Linked DNA regions of Mus musculus: region 2 is linked to region 1. Evidence: chromatin contacts called from ENCODE Hi-C or POLR2A ChIA-PET data. All regions are on one chromosome and are shown on one strand. The core of a region is the stretch at or near the end of the contact, and the rest is flanking DNA. Distances in the headings are between cores, read along the strand shown. Region 1 holds the start of C530005A16Rik (RIKEN cDNA C530005A16 gene). Region 2 holds the start of AV051173 (expressed sequence AV051173).

The links. Hi-C counts contacts between places; a loop is a spot of excess contacts on that map. ChIA-PET counts read pairs that join two places held with the same protein, here RNA polymerase II (POLR2A).
Region 2: POLR2A ChIA-PET joins it to region 1 with 14 read pairs in embryonic stem cell. The contact joins the promoter of AV051173 here to the promoter of C530005A16Rik in region 1. A Hi-C loop is called at or near these places in 1 of 37 maps with a recorded cell type or tissue (T-helper 1 cell). POLR2A ChIA-PET finds 5 or more read pairs at or near these places in 5 of 5 experiments (Patski and embryonic stem cell).

What each region holds. Positions count from the first base shown.
Region 1 is chr4:116,595,980-116,599,133 of GRCm38, forward strand. C530005A16Rik (RIKEN cDNA C530005A16 gene) reads right to left here and starts at 1,651. Exons shown (of 3, transcript NR_029450.1): 1 at 1-1,651. Ccdc17 (coiled-coil domain containing 17) reads left to right here and starts at 751. Exons shown (of 13, transcript NM_001037916.3): 1 at 751-978; 2 at 1,054-1,122; 3 at 1,284-1,389; 4 at 1,459-1,621; 5 at 1,701-1,784; 6 at 1,864-1,982; 7 at 2,195-2,308; 8 at 2,521-2,648; 9 at 2,752-2,846; 10 at 2,982-3,154. The coding sequence starts at 808.
Region 2 is chr4:116,684,443-116,687,596 of GRCm38, forward strand. AV051173 (expressed sequence AV051173) reads right to left here and starts at 1,580. Exons shown (of 3, transcript NR_040442.1): 1 at 1,495-1,580; 2 at 1,203-1,396; 3 at 520-866. It overlaps Prdx1 (peroxiredoxin 1), which reads left to right and starts at 1,157. Exons shown (of 6, transcript NM_011034.4): 1 at 1,157-1,218; 2 at 2,965-3,081. The coding sequence starts at 2,976.

The DNA of each region.
Region 1 (3,154 bases), core at 401-2,900:
TTTGAACCAGTTCAGAGAGGACTTTGAGACAGAACAGCTGAGTTGAGTCAGCCAGCTTTGAGGAAGAGCTAGAGTGAGTTTATTCAATAGTCTCAGAGCCTGAAAACATTTTAGGCATAGATTCGCCTAGGAGATGAGGATGAACGTTGCTTTTACAGATCTGTGTAAAGGTGACGATAACTTGACCAGCAGAAAGAGCTCGTTTAACTCACAAGTAGTATCCATCTGACAAATTGTATTCTCCCCAACGGGTCTCCCAGTTCTCATTACTGGAAAGGTTCAGATCATTCCTGTCCCAGAATGGGAATTAGAAAGACTATTCCATTGTGTGGTGTGTTAATTCTGTAAAAGATGGGTTTATGCAAAGACATACTGCTAATATGAGGTTTACCTTGTGCGGAAATGTTCCCTACAGTGGAGAATTCTAGCTTGAAATCTGTCCATTTTAGAGAACAGCTGTGGTACAGATGACAGTTGCCTATCAGAGGCTAAATAGGCAATGAAGTCAAAGCCGCAGTTAATTAAATACTTGGCCAAACTCACTGTAATTGGTGGAACAAACTGACATTTTCACACCTGGGCCCCACCCAAAGGTGGCCAGGCACATTGCCCAGGCCTGCCTAAGCCTGTACTCGCTGCCCAGGGAGCTAGGGCACCTCCCCAAACATAAACATACATTTGAAGGACCTGGCGATTTAGCAGACTTGGTCTATTCTTTGTCCCTTTTCTCTCTTTTCTGTCCAGTCCGCCTTTTCTCTTTTGTCACATCCTCTGTAGGACGCTGGTGTCTATAAGAGATTCCATTCCATGGCCGATTACTCAGGGGAATCAGGACTTTTATCCTGTGAATCCTGTGATATGGTTTTCCGCTCCTGGGCTCTGTTGGCCACACACACCAAACGATTCTGCATTGGCCGGCTGACTCCGGAGGTAACACTTAAATCACAGCCTTCAGTCGCGATCAAACGAGGCACCAAGGTAAGGGCCGCCAGTGGCCAGGGGTAGGTTTTCCATCAATCATTATTCTTACGTTTTTTGCCTCCCCGCCACCAGATCATGGCACAAGAAAAGAGCCGTGATCAGGAAGCCAGCACATCTGCTCTAAAGAGGCTGACAGAGGAGGTACACACCAATCATGACTACAAACTTCAACTTTACATGTGTAGAGATTTACATGCTGGAAATCACCCAGTACAGAAATAGCGGGTCCGAGTTATTTGCAGGTGCAGTTGCTGTCCCTACAGAAAATAGGTCCCCGAGCGACTGAGGGTCTCACTTCCCAGACTGCAGGGAGCCCTGGGGAGAGGCTGCGAGTCTTGCAGGGAACCCGCGCCAGACGCATGGCAGAAACAGAAGCACAGAGCCGGGCGCTGGAGCGTCGCGGCGAAGGTGAGAGGTAAGGACTCGGCCCTGTCGCTGTGCTCGGACTCACCCTGACTCTGCCCATTTGTCCCTCAGAATTAAAACGGCGCCTCCACAGCGTGGCGGGACCCAAGGGAGGATTACCCCGCCCATTCGACTTGGAGCGCGAGCTCAGAGAACTCAAGGAAGAGGCCAACCGGACCCGGGGAGCACTGCAAACGCTAGGTGCGCATTTCCAGGCGCTCCAGCTTCAGCCTCGGTGAGTTGCCGGCCCAGCTTTGGTAGGAGTGCGGGCGGGGCCTTGGGCTCGGGTCAGTGACATCATCTGCTTGCGCCAGAAAACTGCAGGACACCCATAGGGCAGTGGAATTCTGTTACCTGCCCCTGCGGTTCAACCCGGAAACGCTGGCTGCAGAGATCCGGTGAGGACCCCGGCCCTGGGTGGACAGGATCGGGAGTCTGTTCAGTCTGGGAGATCGCTTTCTGCTGCCTTCTTGCTAGGATCCTACGTGAAGCCTACGTGCACGGTGGAGGCCGGGACCCAGAAGTTCTGGACAAAATATTGCAGCTGCAAGTGGAAGCGTCAGCCCTGGAATTGCAGCGGTCGCAAAACCGCAAGGGTGAACGAAAGGGTCTATCATAGAGGGTTTCTACACTGATGGTCCTAGAGTTGGAAGGAGAAAAGGGCTTGAGGGAGAGCACCACTAGAATGGGAGGCACGTAAGCCCAAGGAAGGAAAACCCATTGCCAGATGACAAATCCAGGCTTGTGCAGAAACCCTTAAAGTTGGATTACTACATAATGCTTGACAGATCACTTTAATTCATCTCAGAAAAACTAAGTGCCGCCTCTGAGGAGGTTCTAACGGTGGAAGCCGAAAACAGGCTCCTGGAGGCAGAAATCCTGGCATTGCAGAAGCAGAAAGTCCTGAGTCTGTCGCCCTGGGGTCAGTGAAAAATACAGCCTCTCCCTAGACAATCCCAGGGAACCCAACTCTGAAGGGGTGAAGGGACCAAGTCGGGAGGATGAAGTCCATGTCTGTAACGTGTTTCTGTCAATACAGCTATCTTTGTATCTTTGGTTTATGAGCCTGTACTCCCTCTGACTTACTCAGTTTGCTGCTTCCTCCAGCTCAAGCCACTTTGTTGTTGTTTCTAGGATCCAGGGATCTCCCCGGACACCTGAGTAGGTGTGATAACTCCCTCCTCCCTCCACTGGTTGCACCCCCAATACCACAACTTACAAGTTCCACAAAAGCCCAGAACTTCCATGGCACTTCAAAGACTGTGAGAAAGACAGCATTCGGGGTTGATGGCTGGCTTGACATGCAGTTTGGGGATCATGGGCAGATTGCAGTTCTGTAGGACTGAACTCTTTTGTCCACAATAGATACTTAATGGAACCATGACAAGAAAAATGGGTCTGGATCTCCACTTCCTCCTACCTGCATCAGATGTTCTAGGTCCAGCACCCTATGATCCTGGGTGAGGCCTGCTCCCTCCTTCACAGCATTTTTGAATGCTGACATTTATGGAGACCCACCAACCGCCATCCAGGCTTAAAGTACTGGCCGGGTGGAGGAATTAGGGGCTCTGTGTACATAGATTTGTATTCTTCAGGGCTGGCCTTGTCATTTTCTATGACTTCCTGCGGGGCCTTGACACTTCTTGGATATGGGTACAGCTAATGACCAGCTTGGCCCGGAATGGACAAGATACAGGAGGGACCACAGCATTACCTCCAGCCCTTTGCTTGCCACAACCTTCAGCTCCTGGACCTATGGGCAACTGTG
Region 2 (3,154 bases), core at 330-2,829, 88 kb after region 1:
TCCCCTCCCCTCCCCCAAGGTCTCTATGTTGTCCTTGCTGTCCTGGAACTTGCTATGTAGACCAGGATGGACTAAAAAACACAGAGGTTCTCTTGCCTCTACCTTCCCAGTGCTGGCCATCAAGCCTGACCCCTCTTTAACTCTCTTGACTTTTTTTTTTTTTTTTTTTTTGGAGGCAGGATTTCTCTGTGTAGCTCTGGCTTTCCTGGAACTCGCATTGAATTGAGACCAGGCTGGCCTCGAACTCAGAGCTCCATTAGTCTCTGCCTCTAGAGTGCTAAGAAGATGTGCCATCACTGCCTGGCTTGGAACAGTGACTTTTAACTCAGGAAATTGACCACAGAGCCCCAGTTTTTAAAACCACAAATCAGTTTAGTGACAGGCTGAGATTCAGAAAGATTTAAGAATAATGCAAGAAATGGGTGTGAAACAGAAAAGCAGTATCCAGTAATCAGAGACCAATGGAGGCTGCCCTCAGTGGTGAGGGTTAATGAGGACCAGACTAGAACAGGAGTTTTGTTTTTGTTCTTAACGATTTATTTCTTTTCATTTTCTGTGCATTGGTGTTTTGCTTGCATGTATGTGTGAGGGTGTTGGATCCTCTAGAACTGGATCTACACAGTTATGAGCTGCCATGTGGGTGCTGGAAATTGAGGCTGGGTCCTCTGGTAGTGCAGCCAGGGCTTATAACGGCTGAGCCAGCTTTTCCAGCCCTAGAATAGGTTTGTGAGGCTGGGGTGCGACTGAGAAATATTTGGGTGCACAGTTTCCCCTGAACGTGGTTTAATTTTAGACGTGGCCTTCCAAGAGCAGTAAAACAGACCCTTCTTCTAGTTTGGGTCTTGATTGCACAGCACACAGTGGTCCTGGGAATAAAGAGAGGCACGGATTACCCGGGTACCCCGATTAAACGAGGAAATGACTCAAAGGGCAGTGCTTTTCTACCTCTGGGAACAGCATCACTGAAAGTGTGAGCGTTTCCCCCTGGAGACCCCCTCCACTCCAGGCCCATCCAGGGAAAGCGCTGAGTCATCCCCCGTAGGCCGGCCAGGGTGGGGCGGGGCTCAGCCAGGTCCCCCTCTTCCCGCACCCCCGGCCCGTGAGAATCTCGCGAGAACTTTGTAGGCTATAAAAGCAGCTCCCCGCGCGCGCTGTCGGGCGACCTCTTCCTGCGTTCTCACGGCTCTTTCTGTTTGTGAGACCTGTGGCTCGACCCTGGTGAGTGTGCGGGTATCGCCGCTGAGAAACGCGGCTCGCGCCCATCACTGGTTCCTTCTCCCTCTGGCCGGTCCCGGCTCGTCCCGGGCGATCACGGGCTGAAGCGGCAGGGCGAGGCCTGGTCCCGCGAGTGCTGGAGCTCTACTCGCATTCTTCACGTGGCGCTTAGTTCCCGGACCTGTTGGAACCCTGAGGCTAACGTTCAGTTTCCTCCTCTCCCGCTCACCGATAGAGGGCGGAGATGGCTTGGTGGGACGAGTTTGTGCTGGAACTTACCGCGCGCACTGGGCTGTGTCGTTGTGTTTTCTGATGTGCTATAGTGGGTGATGGCGTGAGTGGTAGGAACGTAACCTCCAGCGAGCTTGGGGCGTGACCTTCTCCGGCGTTCTAGTCCGATTCCTACGGAGACTTCTCAGCGGCCGGAAGTCGCTTTTCCGGGATTGGTTGAGTTTGGAAATGCTGGGCCACGTTGCAAAGCAAGTTTGATTAAAAGATGGTTTATGTTAGGGGGCACACCAGATAGGTAGTTGCTATGCTGCAGGTGCAGCATGTCCCTGAAAAAAAACAGTTAAAAGTTTTTTAAAGTTTGCGATGAAAGATGCTTTTTTTCTTGGCGTTTCTTTTGGTTATTGGTATTATGAACCAAGAAATTTGGAACTTGGATTCCAACTTGCACTCATACTGAGAGGCGTAAATTTTCTTTTAGATTGTGGGTTTTTTTTTAATGTGTATGTCTACCTGTGTGGTAAACACCCCCCCCCCCCCGAGCTAGTTACAGGTGGTTGTGAACCCATCCTAAGTGGGTGGAGGAATCTGAACCAGGACTTTTCCGGAAAGGAGCAGTGTAGGCTCTTAAATTGTTGCGCCATCGCTGAAGCTCCTAATGTTGTACATCTTAACAATTTATTTGTCTTGGTGTTGACCTGGGTCGATAGTGCAGAAATCGGTTTCTTAGCAGTACATTGACTCTTTTTGTATTTTTCTTAGAGTATCTTGGAAATAGGTTGGCCTCTAATTTGGCTAGCCTTGAACTCCTGAATCTTAAGCTTCTACTTCCCAAGTGTTGAGATTACACATCCCAAGTTTTTTTCTTTTAAACATTTGTGTGTGTGAACCTTGTAGAAGTCGGCTTTCCATCCTTATGGGCATTCTGGAGATGGAACTACGGTCATCAGATAGCAATTACCTTAACCTGCGTAACCTCCCTCATACAGAAATTGAGACAAGTGTTCCCTCGGTTCAGTATCCTCCTCCCTCAGCATGCAGAGTGCTGGGATGATGCTCCACTGTCCCTGGGTTAAACCTAAAGAACGTTTTAAGACACGGTTACTAAATCTAGGTTGGCCTCAAACAAGTTATGCAGAGAAAACTTAAGCTTAAACAGAACACCTAAAGATCTGAAGCAATAAATGCCAGTGTCCTGGCATTGATGTGCTTGGGATTTTTGTGTCTGTTCCATTTCCTTCCCGTTTCTCCCTAATGAATATGCAGAATAAAATGCCATTGCAAAAACTGGCTTAGAAAGGGTGGGAGAGCTGACCTATTTAGACACACTGTGGAGCTGTTAGCAAGTGAAAACAAAGGCTGATTTTTCAGTCTCAATTTTACCCTGGAGTTGGAGCTTTGGGTTGGGACCCTTAACTGTGAGCCTGTGTTCTGATTGAGCTACAGTTAAGTTCCTAGGTAGGTGAAAGCTGTTGCTTATTTAGAAGAATAGGGTTTACTTTTTTTTGTTGTCTTTTCCAGCTGATAGCAAGATGTCTTCAGGAAATGCAAAAATTGGGTATCCTGCTCCCAACTTCAAAGCTACAGCTGTTATGCCAGATGGACAATTCAAAGATATCAGCCTAAGTGAATACAAAGGTAAGATTAAAGAGGCCACTTCACATGTCTTTAGGTTGAAGTGAAGTCAAGGTTAGGACAGTGATAACAAGGG